2 separate regions of the Homo sapiens genome follow, and region 1 is linked to region 2. Evidence: read pairs that join two places in POLR2A ChIA-PET (ENCODE). Cell type or tissue: GM12878. All regions are shown on one strand.

Region 1 (8,000 bases), 260 kb after region 2:
TGCCGACATCACTAACACATAGTGAGCCCTCAATAAATATGAGTTGTTCTTGTTATTGGTGTAGGTGCCTTTGACCAAAGTCAAGGAAACAAATTTCCAAAGTTTGAACTCCTTTATGTGCTACAGTAAAACCTTTTTGGATTTATTAAAATAAATGTAAATAGGTAAGCTTCTTTCTATGCTTCGGGAAGAATATTTGTTATAATACTGGGAGGAATTCAGTTATATCATTAAGAGCAATAAATGTCTAATAGTTCTTAGATGGCCAGCTTTAGGTTCGTGTAGAGGTAAAATACACTATCTTTACAGGCCAAGGCCAAGGTTTAATCTTAGCTGTGTGGTCTTTGGCAAATTACTTAACCTCTCTGAACCTCAGCTTCCTTACATGCACATTTGGTAAAATAATATTTACTTTTCATGATTGCTGAGAAGTAAATGAAACCATAAATACAGAGGACTTGGCACAATGCCTAACACAAAACCTGGATTGGTATTCTTGGGTGAATATTTTATTGTTATTTTGGAACTGATGATTTCAAAGTATAGTACTGTTAATTTTGTTTTTCATTTTAATGGTGCTGTCTATAGCTAGCATTTCCCCATTCCCTGTCTTCCTTAATTCCTTAATGTACCTTCCCTGTTTAGTGTAAAACCTTGACTTTTTCATCCCCTTTTGAAAGCATTTTTCCAGAGCACATTTTCGTTATGTCTTACTGGGCTGTTTATCTGCTGGTGAGTTAGCCTGCAGTCCTGGCCTTGTCAGGACAAGGAGGCGGCCCATTCTTTGTCCTTTTGCGGATTTCTTGTTTAGTAGGGTCAACTGCCACCTTGGGAAGTCTCCTTTTCCCAGTGAAACCTAGAGAACCTTCCCCTGGAGAAACTGCCTTCTGATGGATTATCTTATCAGTATTTCTTGCTGTCATTTCCAACACTGTAAATTATGATCCCATCATTGCCACCAAGTGGCTGCATGAAATTTCATTTCCTAACAATATCTAAATAAAGTTCATAAGGAACAGAGATCTTGTGCTGAGTGAATAACAAGCTTCTTGCATCAGGGAAATAGTACCTTCCGAGTGACCCTTTCACCAAAAGGGTGAGAACGTGGCAGTTCAGTAAGACACTGCCTGGGTTTGAATCTCAGATCTGCCACTTACTTCCTTTGTAATTTTGAGCAAGACATGACTTCTCTATGTCTCAGTTTGACCATTTATAAAATGGGATGTAATACATACAAACCACTTAGAACAGTACCTGGCACTGAGTAAACACCTGAATAAGTTCAAGGAGAGTGTTACATGTGAAGGGAAGAATCTTGCTTCTCATTACCTGCTTTGTTATTGCTGCCCTGGGTCATCTCTTTCCAGGGTGAGGCCTTGAAGCTGAATGAAGCCTAGGCAAGTACAGTGGGCACAAGAAGGAGACAGGAAAATCGTGTGGGTTTTTTACCAGTGCAGCATTTCTACCCACTGGACCACACTCCCAGGCCCCAAGCCAGAGGAAAGCACTGTGAGCAAGAAAAATTAATTCCCCCATCTCAGAGCCTGGAGTGTTAACACATCAGCACTGCTGAGAAGTGGTCCTTAATTCACTTAATCATTAACCACAGGTGTCCCAGTGTGTCCTGTGAGCAGTGGCTGGCTAGTTGGAGGCAGCACAGCTTTTTATTCCTGGATGTCATTAGCATCAACACAAGATTGAACACTTTCTAGCTGGGCTTTTGCTCTGTTATTTCAATAACTGAACAGAAATTATGAAACAGCTGGGAACCATCCTGGCAAACCAGATGCTCATTGTCCAGGACAAAGCGTGCCCATGAGCTTTGGATAATGGTCAGTAATCGCATGCACATGTAAATCACACTTGTGTTTCAGGGAGCCGTGTCATCTGCATGGATATAAGGAACCCCACCTCCCAGTGGATCGCAAAAGGGCTTCTTGTTCTAACTTACGTGTTGTGCCAAAGGAGTTCTGACTTTGTCCGCTTTGTCACCTGGATCCTGTGATGGGAGGGATTTCCTGCCACAGTGCGGGAGTTGGGCTGACATCCCTATTTTGTAGTGTAAAATGCTACTGAAATCTGGAGTCCTTTTGCCCAGGCTCCTGCCTACGCTTTTAAGACATAGGAAGGTAGAGTACGCTAGTGTTTTATACTTAACAGCATTTCATACTGAAAAAAAACCTGGAGTTAGGCAGTTGCTGATCCTTGGTGTATCTAGAGTACCTTGCATGGAAGGTAGGGATGGCTTTTTAGTGCCTGCATGCAATGGACATCACACAGACCTACCCTCCGTTGTCTAAGGTCTTCACAGAACCACCTTTATTACATCTAGTCTGTATGTTTTGTGTGTTCACAGTCTTCTTAGTTATTCCTAACCATAGAACTATGACAACAAAATAGTTTCACATGAAATCTTATTTCACATGACATTTAAATTGAATTGCTTTTATTTTGATTCTTGTTTTCTTTAGTAAGTGGTTTTATAGAATCATAGAGGCTGGGGAATATTAGGAACCTCAAAAGTGATCTCAGCCAATTCTTCTCTCAAAGCAAGAATTCCTTTTGCAATATTCTTCAAACAGGGTTATCTAACCTGTTTAACATATAATCTTTCCTTGTATGTCCGTGGGCTTGAGGCAGCACATTCTATTTTTGAACAACTCCTAATGTTGGAAAAGTTATCTTTTCGTTGATTCGAGTTCTTGTGATATCCCTGCATTAATACAGGTTGTGCCAAATAAAACTGAAATTCCCTGCATATCTGCCCTAGAAATGTGTGAAGACATTAATAATGTTTTCCCACAAATGTTACCAGTTCCTGCAACCTTTCTACGTATAAGTTAGCATCTTTAGTATCATCTCGGGAGTACTGGAGTGGCCCTCTCTGTAAATACTGTATTAATAAACTGGTTTATAACTGGCTTGTCTTCATAGGACTCAGTCTGAGGGTCTCATACTAAGGCTTCAGAATGATGACAGTAGGAATTTGGGGGTTTCATCTGCATTTGACTTTCACACTAACATTCAGAGTCGTAGGTACTAGGGATGTCCATTAGGCCATTCTTGCTCCTCTGTATGACACCTGGGAAATCCCGTGTGACTGTTCTCCCAGGAGAAACTGAGGCTCAGAGACACTAAGGAGTTTGTGAATAATCACATTGACTAGCATCCATGGAAGAGGCAGGATGAGAATTCTTCTGCACCGCTTCGTGAAGCTCAGTCTGTTTAGAACTGTCATGCCTCTTTCAGTGTCCGCAAAGACCAGCTTGCACACATGTGCTTGACAGTGCTTAGCCATGGGGCTGTCTGCTAATCAAAAGTTGGCCTGTGAGCACAAAGAAAAGGCTTCACTTAGGCAGTTAATTTTTCAGGAAAGCTCTCAAAGGGTAGGTTGGATAGTTTATCTCTCATGGTGTAAAGTAGGTGTAGAAAGAAAGGAATGAGTTATATCTGGCCTGTCTAGCTTTCCCAATGTTCTCTGATTACTATTTCTGAGAACATTGGGAAAGCTATGGTAGCTTTAAGGTAGGTAACAAGTTAAGGTAGGTAACAAGTAAAGATAGAAAGAGGGGAAAATGGCAACTTTAAAAAGCATTAGACAGTATCTTTTACTTTGTACACACAGATGCTTCTTGTGGACCCAAATGAGGCAGCATGGCAAGAGTCAGGCATGGAATATAAATCCTGGCCTCGCACTTACCAACCGAGTGAACTTGGGCAAGATATTGGCCTGGATGTGCCTCAGTTTCCTTAACTGTCAAATGGGGGTGATGACAGTATTACCTGCCTCAAAGGGTTCTGGTGAGAATTAAATGAGTTAATATGAGTACAGTGCTTGGCATCATAGGCTGCACTACGTAAGTGTTCTTCATTATGCATATAGTTATTATTATTTTTGTTTTTATTTCATTGTCATATAGTGAATTCAGAGGTGCCAGACTGCTTCCTCATCACTCTTGTGTCCTTACATAAAAAAAGGTTTGGAACTCCAGTTTTAGTCACAAGGAATCATGCCCTTACCCTATAGTCATTGGTTTGCAATGATCTTTCCAAAACTAAAACTTTAGCAACGTTAAATGGGAAAATGGAATGCCCAGAAGCTGGAATACCTCTCATCACAAGTATAGCTCCCGTGAAGCTTATACAGAATGGTCCTATTTAAAGTGAGGGGGCATGTGTGATGTGCAGTCAATTCAAAAGACCACACTGGGTCCTTTCATTCTGAGTGTCTTTGAACAGAGAGCCCCTGGGTGGAGGGGATGGTTTGAGGTACTTCCCAAGGAGCCTGACTTGATCTTGCACCAGCCGTTTTCCTGTCCTCTGGAGGCCAACTCGGGTCTTCCACAGTCACAGTAGGGTTTCCTCTCACCGCTTTCAGGAGGTCACCCAAGATGAAAAGCAACAGGAGCTCTCCAAGGGCAAATAAGAATTCTGCTTCGTTTCACTCTGAATGGTTAGATTTTTGCTTTGCAATGTAGCATAACCTTGCTCAGACTCTTAGAATGAACAGATTTGCAAGATTACTTAATCTATACCCTCATTGAAAGTTTAGCTGAAGGTGACTTACTCAAGGTCAAACAACATTCACTCATTCGTCACTTTTTTTTTTTTTTTTTTTTGAGATGAAGTCTCACTCTGTCACCCAGGCACAATCTCGTACAGTGGCACGATCTCAGCTCACTGCAACCTCCGCCTCCTGGGTTCAAGCAATTCTCCTGCCTCAGCCTCCTGAGTAGCTGGGATTAGAGGCACGCACCATCACACCCAGCTAATTTTTGTATTTTTAGTAGAGACGGGTTTTCACCATGTTGGCCAGGCTGGTGTCAAACTCCTGACCTCAGGTGATCCGCTCGCCTTGGCCTCCCAGAGTGCTGGGATTACAGGTGTGAGCCCGGCCATCAAACACATATTTACAGAGCGCTGCTACGTGGTCTTCAGTGTTCGTATTGGTGGCAGTGCAGGACCAGAATCTAGTCTGTTTCCAAACCATTTTATTCTTTCCCCAAGCCCTGTTGCCTCTCTTGCCTACCCCTCTATCCCAATGACACGTTGCATTGCAGCTATAGGATATTAATTCTCAGATGTGGATATCACTTGGGTCCATATAATGGGAAATATGATGTATATAAAAGATGGACCAGGGCCAAGATTTGTTTCTCATTTTTTGGCTTATTATGACTTTTCCTCATTCCAAAAGGAGGAGTTAAGGTGGCTTAAAGAGATTAATACAGCAATTAAAAGTAAAATAAACAAGAAGACAATGTAGAAGGGAACATAAAGTAGAACGGAGAAAGAAGATGCAGGCAGGAGCGGGGTCAGTGCACAGAATGCCTGCACAACATGGCATCCAGCGCTGTTGCCCAGGGCGGTCACCAATCTGCTCTGAGGCCTGACACATGAGAAAAGAGACAGATGTGAAGTGGTTGAGATTCATGTTGTCCATCAGATAAGAGTAAACCAGTTACTCAGACAAGCTTTCTGAGATCACACTGAAAACTATACACTTGCCTAGTAAGTAGTGCAATGAATAATGTCTGAGGCAATATTCCTGGCATAAATGCAGTGGTTAGCTTTATTCAGCTATTTTGAAGACATCATAAAATGCAATTTTATGGCATTGCAGTTCATCAAAGTCACTTCTATGAGAGCTAGAACACCCTGGTGTAGGTGCGTACTTTTCTGCTTATCTAAAGTAATCTAAGAAGAGCATTTAAACAAAAAAAAAAAAAAAAAGGAAAGACTGACTCCACAGCCCTTGTGAGGAATATGCATGAGGATTATCTCTTAAAACTAGACCTCTAATGACAATTCAGAATTTAAGGGTTGAGGTGATATTCTCTGCAAAGAATTTAAACAGCAAAAATTCTACATAGCCAATTTGGGATAAATGCATTACCTTTGAGGGCCCCCTGAACAGGTGGGACAAAATTACTATTCCCTCATTAAAATTAACTAACAAATTCACATGCTTGAAAGTGCAGCCACACAGCCTCCACCTAGAGGTAGCGTGAGGGGAGCATTCATAGGGAGGATCAAAACTGCCCCCAATAGATCCCCAGATCCAGCAATCCCACCACTGGGTGTATAGCCAGAGGAAGGGAAGTCTGTGTGTTCAAGAGATAGCTGTGGCCGGGTGCGGTGGCTCACACCTGTAATCCCAGCACTTTGGGAGGCCGAGGCGGGCGGATCATGAGGTCAGGAGATCGAGACCATCCTGGCTAACACGGTGATACCCCGTCTCTACTAAAAATCCAAAAAATTAGCCAGGCGTGGTGGCGGGCGCCTGTAGTCCCAGCTACTCGGGAGGCTGAGGCAGGAGAATGGCGTGAACCCGGGAGGTGGAGCTTGAAGCGAGCTGAGATTGCACCACTGTACTCCAGCCTGGGCGACAGAGCAAGACTCCATCTCAAAAAAAAAAAAAAAAGAGAGAGATAGCTGTGCTCCTTTGTTTATTGCAGCACTATTCACAATAGACCAGATATGGAATGAACCCAAGTGTCCATCAGTGGATGCGTGAATAAAGAAAATGTGGTACTTACATACAATGAAGTACTATTCATCCATAAAAAAGTGAGATTCTGTTGTTTGCAGCAACGTAGATGAACCTGGAAGACATTATATCAAGTGAAAGATTCCAGGCACAGAAAGACAAATACCATATGATCTCACTCACTGGTGGAATCTAAGATGTCACTCTCATAGAAAGAAAGAGTAGAACAGTGGTTACCAGAGGATTGGCAGGGGGCAGTGGTGAGAGACTGGTCAATGGGTGCAAAGCTATAGACGAGAGGAATAAGTGCTGGTGTTCTATTGCATAAGAGGATGGCTGAAATTCACAATGTATTACATATTTCAAAATAGCTATAAAAGGTTTTTGAATACTCTCGTCACAAAGCAATGGTAAGTGTTTAAGATGGTAGATATGCTAATTACACTGACTTGATCATTACATAATTTATACATGTATGTAAACATCACATTGTACCCCATAAATATGTCCAATTATTACATGTCAATCATAAATATTTAAAATAAGAACTTTTAAATATTTCATGCCTTTCTCTAATGTCTAAAATAAGAAATTTAAAATATCTTAAAATAAAAATAAAAAGGAATTGTCCTAAAAAGAAATCATCCTTGGCGAACATCAACAGAAGACAAAAGGGACATGAAGTCCCTGATTATCTACTCCATAGAGTAAGGCAACAATTGTTAGGGCCTGGAAAACTTTAACAGTAGGTTCTATCCATCATCTCCCCACCGGAAAAAAAATTAAGAAACTTATAAGAAGCAACTGAATGTCCAATTTTAAGGAATATAACTTTTAGCAATGCCTACAAGAAGACATGGATGAAAATATACTTCTAGGCAGTTCAATATAGGTGGAGAATCTGCCAACAGTTTTAGAGTAGTTGGTTTCAGCCATTCTTTTCTGATAGCAGGACCACTATCTTCATTATGTATAATTTGAATAAGATCTAGGAATGCTATTTGATTCTCCCCTTTCCCTTTTTTTCCAGTTTAGACTCTTATTCCCTTATTTTTCATGCCTTTCTCTAAGATGGCAAACAGGTACATTCCAGTGCCAACTGTAGGTGGCTCTTTTTAGAAGAACATTCTCCAGTTCTGTCTGTGTTCAATATAAAAGAATGTTCCAGCCAATAAGAGCTACTTAAGAAGGGCATCAAAGAGTAAAGGTCTGGTACAAAGCTCTGCAGGGCTCTCCCCTCTTCTATTACTTAGCCAGTTTGCAGTATTCAACACAACAAATATCACTGGTGGCTGGCCTGATATGGAAACAATGGGAGATAAAAACAAGTGGAACAGAGATCTTGCCCACACACGGCTTTCAATCTAGATTGCAAAGTTGGTAAGATATACTCAAATAGCCATACTATAAGGTATGGAAAGGTAGCCATACCGTCAGTATTGACAGGAGGAAAAATTCTACAAAGAAATTTAAGAGGATACTGTGTTGTCTTTTCCCTCAAGTTTCTTAC
Region 2 (8,000 bases):
AGTAGCTGGGATTACAGGCATGAGCCACCACGCCTGGCTAATTTTTGTATTTTTAGTAGAGACAGGGTTTCACCATGTTGGCCAGGCTGATTTCAAACTCCTGACCTCAGGTGATCTGCCCGCCTCTACATCCCAAAGTGCTGGGATTAGAGGCTTGAGTCATCGTGCCCAGCTAATTTTTTTTTAATCAACTGATTGGCATTAGGTCCAGTGATGTAACTATTGTAACAGTTGTTGGAGTCATGGCTGTTCCAATCCTAGGGGTTCTGTACACTTGTTCTTTGTCCCATCCATGCACTAATTTTTTTTGTGCATTTATCTTAGTTGTGAGATTTGTTTTTGTTCTTTTGGCTTCATGTATAAGAATCTTTTCAAATTGGAAGAGGTAGAGATTTTAAACAGGGAAATTTATAGGCTGCATTCCTTTATGCAATAGGTACTTATTGGGAGCTTCCTATTGTCAGTCACCTTTTCAAGTGCTGATGATACAGTGGTGAGCAATACAAAGCCCTGCCCTCCTAGATCTTACATTCCAGTGCTGAAGACCAGTTATAAATAGATGAAACATTTGTAAAATGTCTAGTAGTGGTTAAGTGCTATGATGAAACAGTAGGGAAAGTGGTTGCAGAGTGCGTCTGGGGTTGTTAATAAGATTAGATGGTTTGAGGACCTCTCTGAGGAGGTGATATTTGTGCAGAAATGTGAATAAGGAAAGGGAGCAGGCCATGCACTGAGAACCACCCATGAATAGGTACTGAGATGGTACATACTCTGTATGTCTGAGAAAGAGCCAGGCAGCGGGTTGGGCAACTGGAGGGCAGTAAGGAAGGGGGAGCCTGGTAGAAAACTGGTGGAAAACTGGACCAAGGAAGACTGTCCAAGTACAGTAGAGGCTGAGTCTGGTATCAAGGAATCCCAGCAGGCTGATGCTGTGTACTCCTACTCTACTTCTAGGAAAACAGGCTCGAAAGACTGAAAATGGCTAGTTTAAAAACAGAGTTTCAACTGAGGTCTTCCACTTAGTCTCAGGTAGTATAGAACTGCATTAAATACCATTTGACAGATTTGCTTTGCATTATATCTCCAAGGTGATACTATAGATACTTTAACCAAAACACAAATTAGCAGTGGGTTACACACTTTCCAGCTGGGTATCTCTTTGTAAAGATATGCGAATAGTTTTAAATCCTGTGGTGCCATAAAATGAACACTGAAGTAGGAGTTGGAAGATCTGAATCAATGAACTGGCCTGTGGGAAAGCTCTTGAACCTTCTCCAGCCTGAGCAGTCCCACTTAGCACACTGAGATAAACCCCCTGGTTATCTGATTGGGGCTGCTGGAAGCATGCGATGAAGGATGTGTATGAACGTGCTTTATAAACTATGATGCATCCAGCAGGTCTAAGGTATTATTATCATTTAGACCTTTGTTATAGTTTTGCTAAACAGATGCAGTCTATTATCTAGCTCTCATTTGGAAGGGGAATGACAAATAGTTACTTCAAGGTACAATGCTTCTTAAAGAGCAGAATCTGATCAATGCACCTGAAAGAACCTCATGAATTACTCAGCTATTCTTCAAACCAGCATATCTGAACTAAGGGAATGATCACTTTTCATTCCCATTTAAAGCTCCTGGAAATCAGCATGCTCTGTGTGAGACCCTATCTGGGGAATCTTGAGTTTCGATGCTGGCTTAATAAAGTAGAAACAGCTTTGTGCTTCTTGGAGAAGTGGAAATTTGAGAAGGATTGGTACGTCTAAGTTAGGCAATTGGTAAAGATTCATCGAGTCTCTAACATAAATGGGTGGATGGATGGATAGATGGATAGGTAGATAGATTATTAATAGATAGCTGGTGCTGTGGGGGATTAAAAACGTGTGAGAAATGGGTAGTGATAATAATTATAGCTGACATTATTGAGCACTTATATATTACCAGGCATGAATCCCCCCTTCAAACAATGTGAGATAACTACAATTATAATCCCATTTGACAGAGAAGGAACTACGATTTGGAGAAGTTAAGTAGCTTCCTCCAGGTCATACAGCTAGAATATGGCAAGGCTGGGATTTGACTTCAGATCTGCCTGACTGCGAACCTGTACTCTTAACCATGTGCTCTCTCAAGTTGCATATAGTATCCTTGAGGAGGGAGGATTTTTCTCTAAGGAAAGTTACATAGTAGTAAATTATGTAGAAATGAAACTGAAAAGTCTGCACAGGTAGGAATTCAGTAGAAAAACAAAATGGATTAATGGGGGCCAAATTGGTCATGGGAGGTCTGCTGGAAGAGGAGGTCCTTTAGCAGGGTCTTAACAGACTGGTAGGACTTGAACTGGAGGAAATGAGCCAGTGGGTGATGCTGAGAGGATCCGGCCAGTGCAAAGATGCAGAGGTGGGAATGAGCAAGATGTTTATGTTCAGGGACAAGCAGGCAGAGAGGCCTTGTCCTTTATAGAAGAGTTCCTGATGAGGCATGGGGTGGGATATGTGTGTGTGATAGCATTAGAATGGAAATTACTGTGAAAGGTAGAGGAAGGTAGGCCAAAGAGACTGGATTTTATCCTATTAGCATAAAAAATCCTCAGATGGCTCTGAAACCAGCTAGTTATTTAATCAGAGCCGTGTCTGAAGGACTTAATTTGGAATCAGATTTAAGGACCCATTAGAGTTGCAAAAGATTGAATGTAAGTAAAAATATGTATGCGCATATGATATTATCATGTATTTGTGTATCTCTAGTTAAAAATAAAAGGAAAATGCACATTGTTTCCCTGAGTTATGAATACTGCATATGCAAAATCTCCCAGAATTATGCCCATTCCGTGTTTAAAAAGAGGAGTTGAGGCTCTGGAGAGGAAATTCTCGCCAAGGTATAGTTTGCCTGCTTGGCAGAAAATGAGGTGTGCATGTTCCTGATGCTTCCAGGTTTCCTTCCCATTCTTGTGTTTCATTTTTGCTAGCTTGGCTGTGTTCCCTCTGGTCTGCATAACAAAAAAATAGTTACCATTGATTGAAAACCTACATTCTGAGAGTTCACAGCAACCAATTATAAGAATTAGATGGTATTATCCCTATTTTGCTGGCAAGGAAACTGAAGCTCAGAAAGTTTAGAAACTAAAGTCACATATCTAGCACAGTAATTGGCAGAGTTAGACTTAGATATCAGTCTTGTTTAGTCAGAAAAGCCCTGCTCCTTCTTCTATACTTTGTGTGGTGGTTAGGAGTATAAACTTGGGTGTTAGCTCTTGCTTTCTAAGTGCTCTTGGGCAGGTTATTAAAGTTATTTGTGTCTCATTTTCCTCATCTGTAAAATGCTGATAGTCGCAGTACTCACCTGGCACATTATAAGGGCTCAATTAATCTCTTTTATGATTTTTAAAAATGATTGCTTTCTATCACCAAGTTGTTCTGTTGGCTGTAACATTCTGGACCTCAGAAAAAGACTTAAATTTTGGCACAAGGAAAGGAGGAACATCTTTGAAAATTCATTTCAGTTTGTGCACATTAATTTGAAAACTCTAATTAGCTATCTATTTTTTCCCTGGGGTTTTCTTAACCCAGTTTCCACGTTGCTGCTGCTCACCTCTTCCTCTCTGTGTACCTGTCAACAGTGATCACACACTGCTGCTCTGGGGTGGACCCTGTCTGCCTAATGTTGGTTAAGCAAGAAAGAACTTGATGTCTGCCTGTCATTCCTGCCTTCTCTTGAACAGGGACGAACTGCCTCTTCTCCAAGAGAAAGGGTTATTAGACTGGCCATACCTTGTTTTTGGACTTTGCAGAGCAAGGACAACTCAAGTAGGATGGTTTGAAGTTTCTCAAGAAGCCCCTCAGCAGGCTTGAAGACCTGCTATAAGAGCAGGCACCCAAGGCAAAAAAGCCACCAAGCAGTCATCAGGAATGGGTAAAGAAAGGATTCAGACAGAACCAGTTCCTACAGGGCTTGGTCACCGTCTAAAATGGAAAACTTCTCGCCCCATCCTTTGTGTGTTCTTCTAGGGCCTAGAACACCAGAGATATTCATTAACAAGTTGCTGGCGGGGATCAGCTTCGGTGTAATTTCTAAGTGGGGCTTTCCGGGAGCTATGTCTTCCTTGCCTGACTTTAATGAGCAGTTTTATATGCAGATATATTCTTTGGTACTAGTAGTATTGATTTCTCATCCTGATTTAAAATAACCTGAAGTTTTCCTGCTCATCTGAATGAATATTCACAACAGGAATTAAATCTGTATGTCCAGGACTGCATAATTATCTATTCATTTCCGCTTGGAAGACCAGTATAAAAAGGTGAGCCATGAAGTCTTTCGGTGACCAAAATTTGGAATTAAACCTGTTGCACCTCCATGAAAATATTAATAGCTTTTTTTTTTACCCAGATGACATTATAAAATACATGCAATAAATTTATATATTTGATGATTGCCAGTGATCAAAGGCAACTCTTTTTTAATTTTTTCTAATAAATTCCCCAAACTTGGAAGATAGCAGTGAAATGAAAACACACTAAATAATTAACTAGCACAGTTGACCAGCACCACTTTCAATCTCCCAACATTAAGATTATGATTTCTCAGCCAGCCTGGTCAACAGAGCAAGACCTTATCTTTACAAAAAAATTAAAAAATGAAAAATTAGCCAGGCATGATGGTATATGCCTGTAGTCCCAGCTCCTTGAGAGGCTAAGGTGGGAGGATTGCTTGACCTCAGGCATTCGAGGCTGCAATGAGCTATATCATGCCACTGCACTCCAGCCTGGGTGACACAGCGTGAGGCCCTGTCTCTAAAAAAAAAAAAAAAAAGATTATTGATGTTTTACAGGAGTGGACATCTACATGTGCACAAATCTGATCCACTGGGGCTCATTCTGCCATTAGCCCTGTTTGTGATGCAGACCATGCAAGGCAATCTGAGTGTAGTGGATTAATGGTGGCTTCCAATTCAATTCTCCTGTTGAGAAGTGGGGTCTATACCTCCTTCCCCTTGCATCTGAGTGGGTTTGATGACTGATTTGACATATAAAATATGGCAGAAATGAGTCTCTACCAATTTTCCAGGCAAAGTCTTTTTTTTTTTTTTTTTTTTTTTTTGAGATGGAGTCTTGCTCTGTCGCCCAGGCTGGAGTGCAGTGGCGCGATCTCGACTCACTGCAAGCTCCACCTCCCGGGTTCATGCCATTCTCCTGCCTCAGCCTCCCGAGTAGCTGGGACTACAGGCTCCTGCCACCACGCCTGGCCAATTTTTTGTATTTTTAGTAGAGACGGGGTTTCACCGTGTTAGCCAGGATGGTCTCGATCTCCTGACCTTGTGATCCGCCCGCCTCCGCCTCCCAAAGTGCTGGGATTACAGGCGTGAGCCAATGCGCCCAGCCCAGGCAAAGTCTTAAAGAGACTGCAGCCTTCATTCATATCCTGAGAAACCAGCTGCCATGCAAGGAGCTGATTACTCTGAGACCTCCATGCTGTGAGGAAGCTGAAGATACTCATCCAGAAAGGCTGTATGGAGAGAGGTGTCAGCCAGCCTTCTCAGGAAGGTGCCAGACATGTGAGTGAAAAAGCCTTCAGATCATTCCAGCTTCAGCTGCAAAGTAAAAGCTACTAGAACCATGAAAGATAATAAAATTACTACTTAAAGCCACTAAGTTTTAGGGTGGTTTGTTTTCTAGCATAGCAAACCAGAAGATGCTTTTGAGTACTGAGAATTGTGTATTTCTCTTTTTACAGATAGGTGCTGGGACCTCTGTAGTTTGATGTTATCAAAGTTCTTTTAGGATTGGCAGAGGGCCAAAGAACCCTGTATAAATTGCTGCTTCTCTTCTGAATTCTAATTTTTATTTAACTTTGCCTTGCTTGTTTGTACAAAATTGTGGTGAATATAAATTTCCCTTTCTCTGGCATAATATACATGCAAAGCAAGTGTTGCATAGGCCAGAAGAAACACTGGGATAGGTAGGAAAAGCCTACAAATTGGCAGAAAAGACACTAAAAATGATTAGAAATTAAGAATAGTATGGTAACCCATAATATACTGCTTGCACTAAAGATGGAGAGAGACAGAGAGAAAATTTAGTCTTGATTATTTAACATTTGGCATCCTAGATGAAATGACAATTGAAAATGATTAGATGCACAGGATTCTCTGACACCCATGTGATGTATGTGGTGTCTGGGGAGGACGGGAATGAGGTTTCATTCCAGGCTTTGTTTCTGCCCAAACTCATCATCTCAACAATACAGGTAATGGGGGTTATAGAGGCCTTGTTTTGGTCTGTTTATTTTGAACAATTTAAAGTTGGAATTCAGAGTTTACATAGTTGGGAGTTGAAGACCATATACCCCTGTAGTGTACCCATGGCCATTCTAAAAATCAATAAATTAGTCAATAGAAACACATATCAGCTAGAGTAATATTCATTTTTCAGGTTTGGTTTTCTGCTTATCTTTTTATTAGTGGTCAGTGGTAGACTGAGGTCACGTTGTTCCTACAGATGGTGTAAATATCGTTTATCAAATACCTTCCATGTGCCGGACACTTTGCTGGGTGTTGAAGATTGTTAGGCAAGTTTCACCCCAGAGAAACTCACAGAACTTTTGTTCTTAACACTTGTTTTTCTTTATCTTACTACCTGTTTTCCACATATTCAGCTCCTTTTGGATCTTTGCAAGGATATGCAAATATCAAGTTGCTTGTTGCTAATATTTGTCTTTAGCATTTCCAATTCTGGTTTTCTCAAATTTTACCCAAGAGTATGAGCACAGAAATAAAAGCATTAATTAAATGCACAAAATGAAAAAGAAAATAACTATAAAACATAGTTCATCCCCCCTCAGGGACACTTTTATATTAGTGTCCCTGAAGGGGGCTGAACTATGCTTTATAGTTAGCAGTATACAGGTGGGGTAGAAAGAAACTCCCTGAGAGATGCTTTTTACTCTTATTCCCTGATGTGCAGTTGCGAGTGAGGTGTACCGATTGGCACTAATAACAATATCTCCTAACATTTGCATAGCGATTTAAAGCTTTCGCATACTTTATCCTTTGTCAGTTTGCAGTTGAGGCGCCTGATATTTAGAGACGCTTAGCTTGCCATACCACTGGGGTTCAGCCAGAGGGAAAATAAGAAGAGGTGAAAGAGGGTGGTTTGTGTTGTATGTCTGGTAGGTATCAGGCCCTTTAGCATGGCACTTCATTTAATCATCACAACAACCTACTGAGGTGGGTAGTCCCATAAACAAGCTTATCTCACCATTGAGGGAATTGAGGCTCAGGAGGATTAAGTGACATGGCCGAGGCAGTCAATGATGCCAGATGCTGAATTGGATCCAGATCGGCCTGCTTTCTGATGTCTTCTGACCTGCATAGAGAATCTTGGTCACCTGACCCTAAGTAAAAGTCCTTCATGGCGGAATGAATCGGATAGCCCTTTCCTCCAGCCACCTTCATTTGGCAAGTCTAGGCCCTGGCTCCTGTTGCAGCTTCCCTTCATGGCTAAATGAGCCACCGGTATCTTTCATTTCCTAAAAGCTTATTAAATAAGATTTGAAAGTCAGGGCTTCCATAAATAAAAGATCCTTTTTTGCAAAATTTTCCAGATTGAGCGGGGGAAAAAAAAGCCCTAATGTGGTATTTTATTTGTCTATGTGGACTTTTTTTCTTTTCATTTATTTAATAAAGACATAGAATCTATACAAGGTACAGAACATAAACATTATGTGAGAGATGTTATATTTACTTTCATCACCTTTTTTAGAAGAAGCTGCCACCAAAATGGTTTTTTATGGAAATTATATCTTGTTATGAGTCCCATTATACTGTCTTATGATTCCCATTATACTGTCTTATGATTTTTTTCTTTTATCTTCAGCCATTTATGGACATTATTATCTCAGAATGTGTGCCTCAGATAGATGTGTCATTGTGGGTTATGAAAGCTGACTCAGAACCATGATTGCTGAAGGGATTGAAGACGGGAAGCAGCCACGAGGCACCTGAATGT

What was found. ChIA-PET counts read pairs that join two places held together with the same protein. Peaks named below come from ENCODE experiments on the same cell type or tissue, not always from the same donor. Only the 100,000 strongest peaks of a DNase experiment are listed, where the experiment ranks them.
Region 1: POLR2A ChIA-PET joins it to region 2 with 5 read pairs; 2 of 35 experiments call an interaction of 5 or more read pairs at or near these places.

The regions. Positions count from the first base shown.
Region 1 is chr3:171,143,513-171,151,512 of GRCh38, reverse strand. All of the region lies in intron 12 of TNIK (TRAF2 and NCK interacting kinase), which reads left to right. It overlaps LOC105374216 (a long non-coding RNA gene), which reads right to left. Exons shown (of 5, transcript XR_007096163.1): 4 at 6,540-6,605. Among named protein-coding and RNA genes, the nearest start is that of MIR569, 41 kb to the right of the region's middle. In GM12878, no CTCF peak of the experiment used is centred here; no DNase peak of the experiment used is centred here.
Region 2 is chr3:171,407,873-171,415,872 of GRCh38, reverse strand. The region is part of intron 1 of TNIK (TRAF2 and NCK interacting kinase); the gene reads left to right. Among named protein-coding and RNA genes, the nearest start is that of TNIK, 49 kb to the left of the region's middle. In GM12878, no CTCF peak of the experiment used is centred here; a DNase peak (open chromatin) is centred at 3,642; H3K27ac peaks cover 822 bases.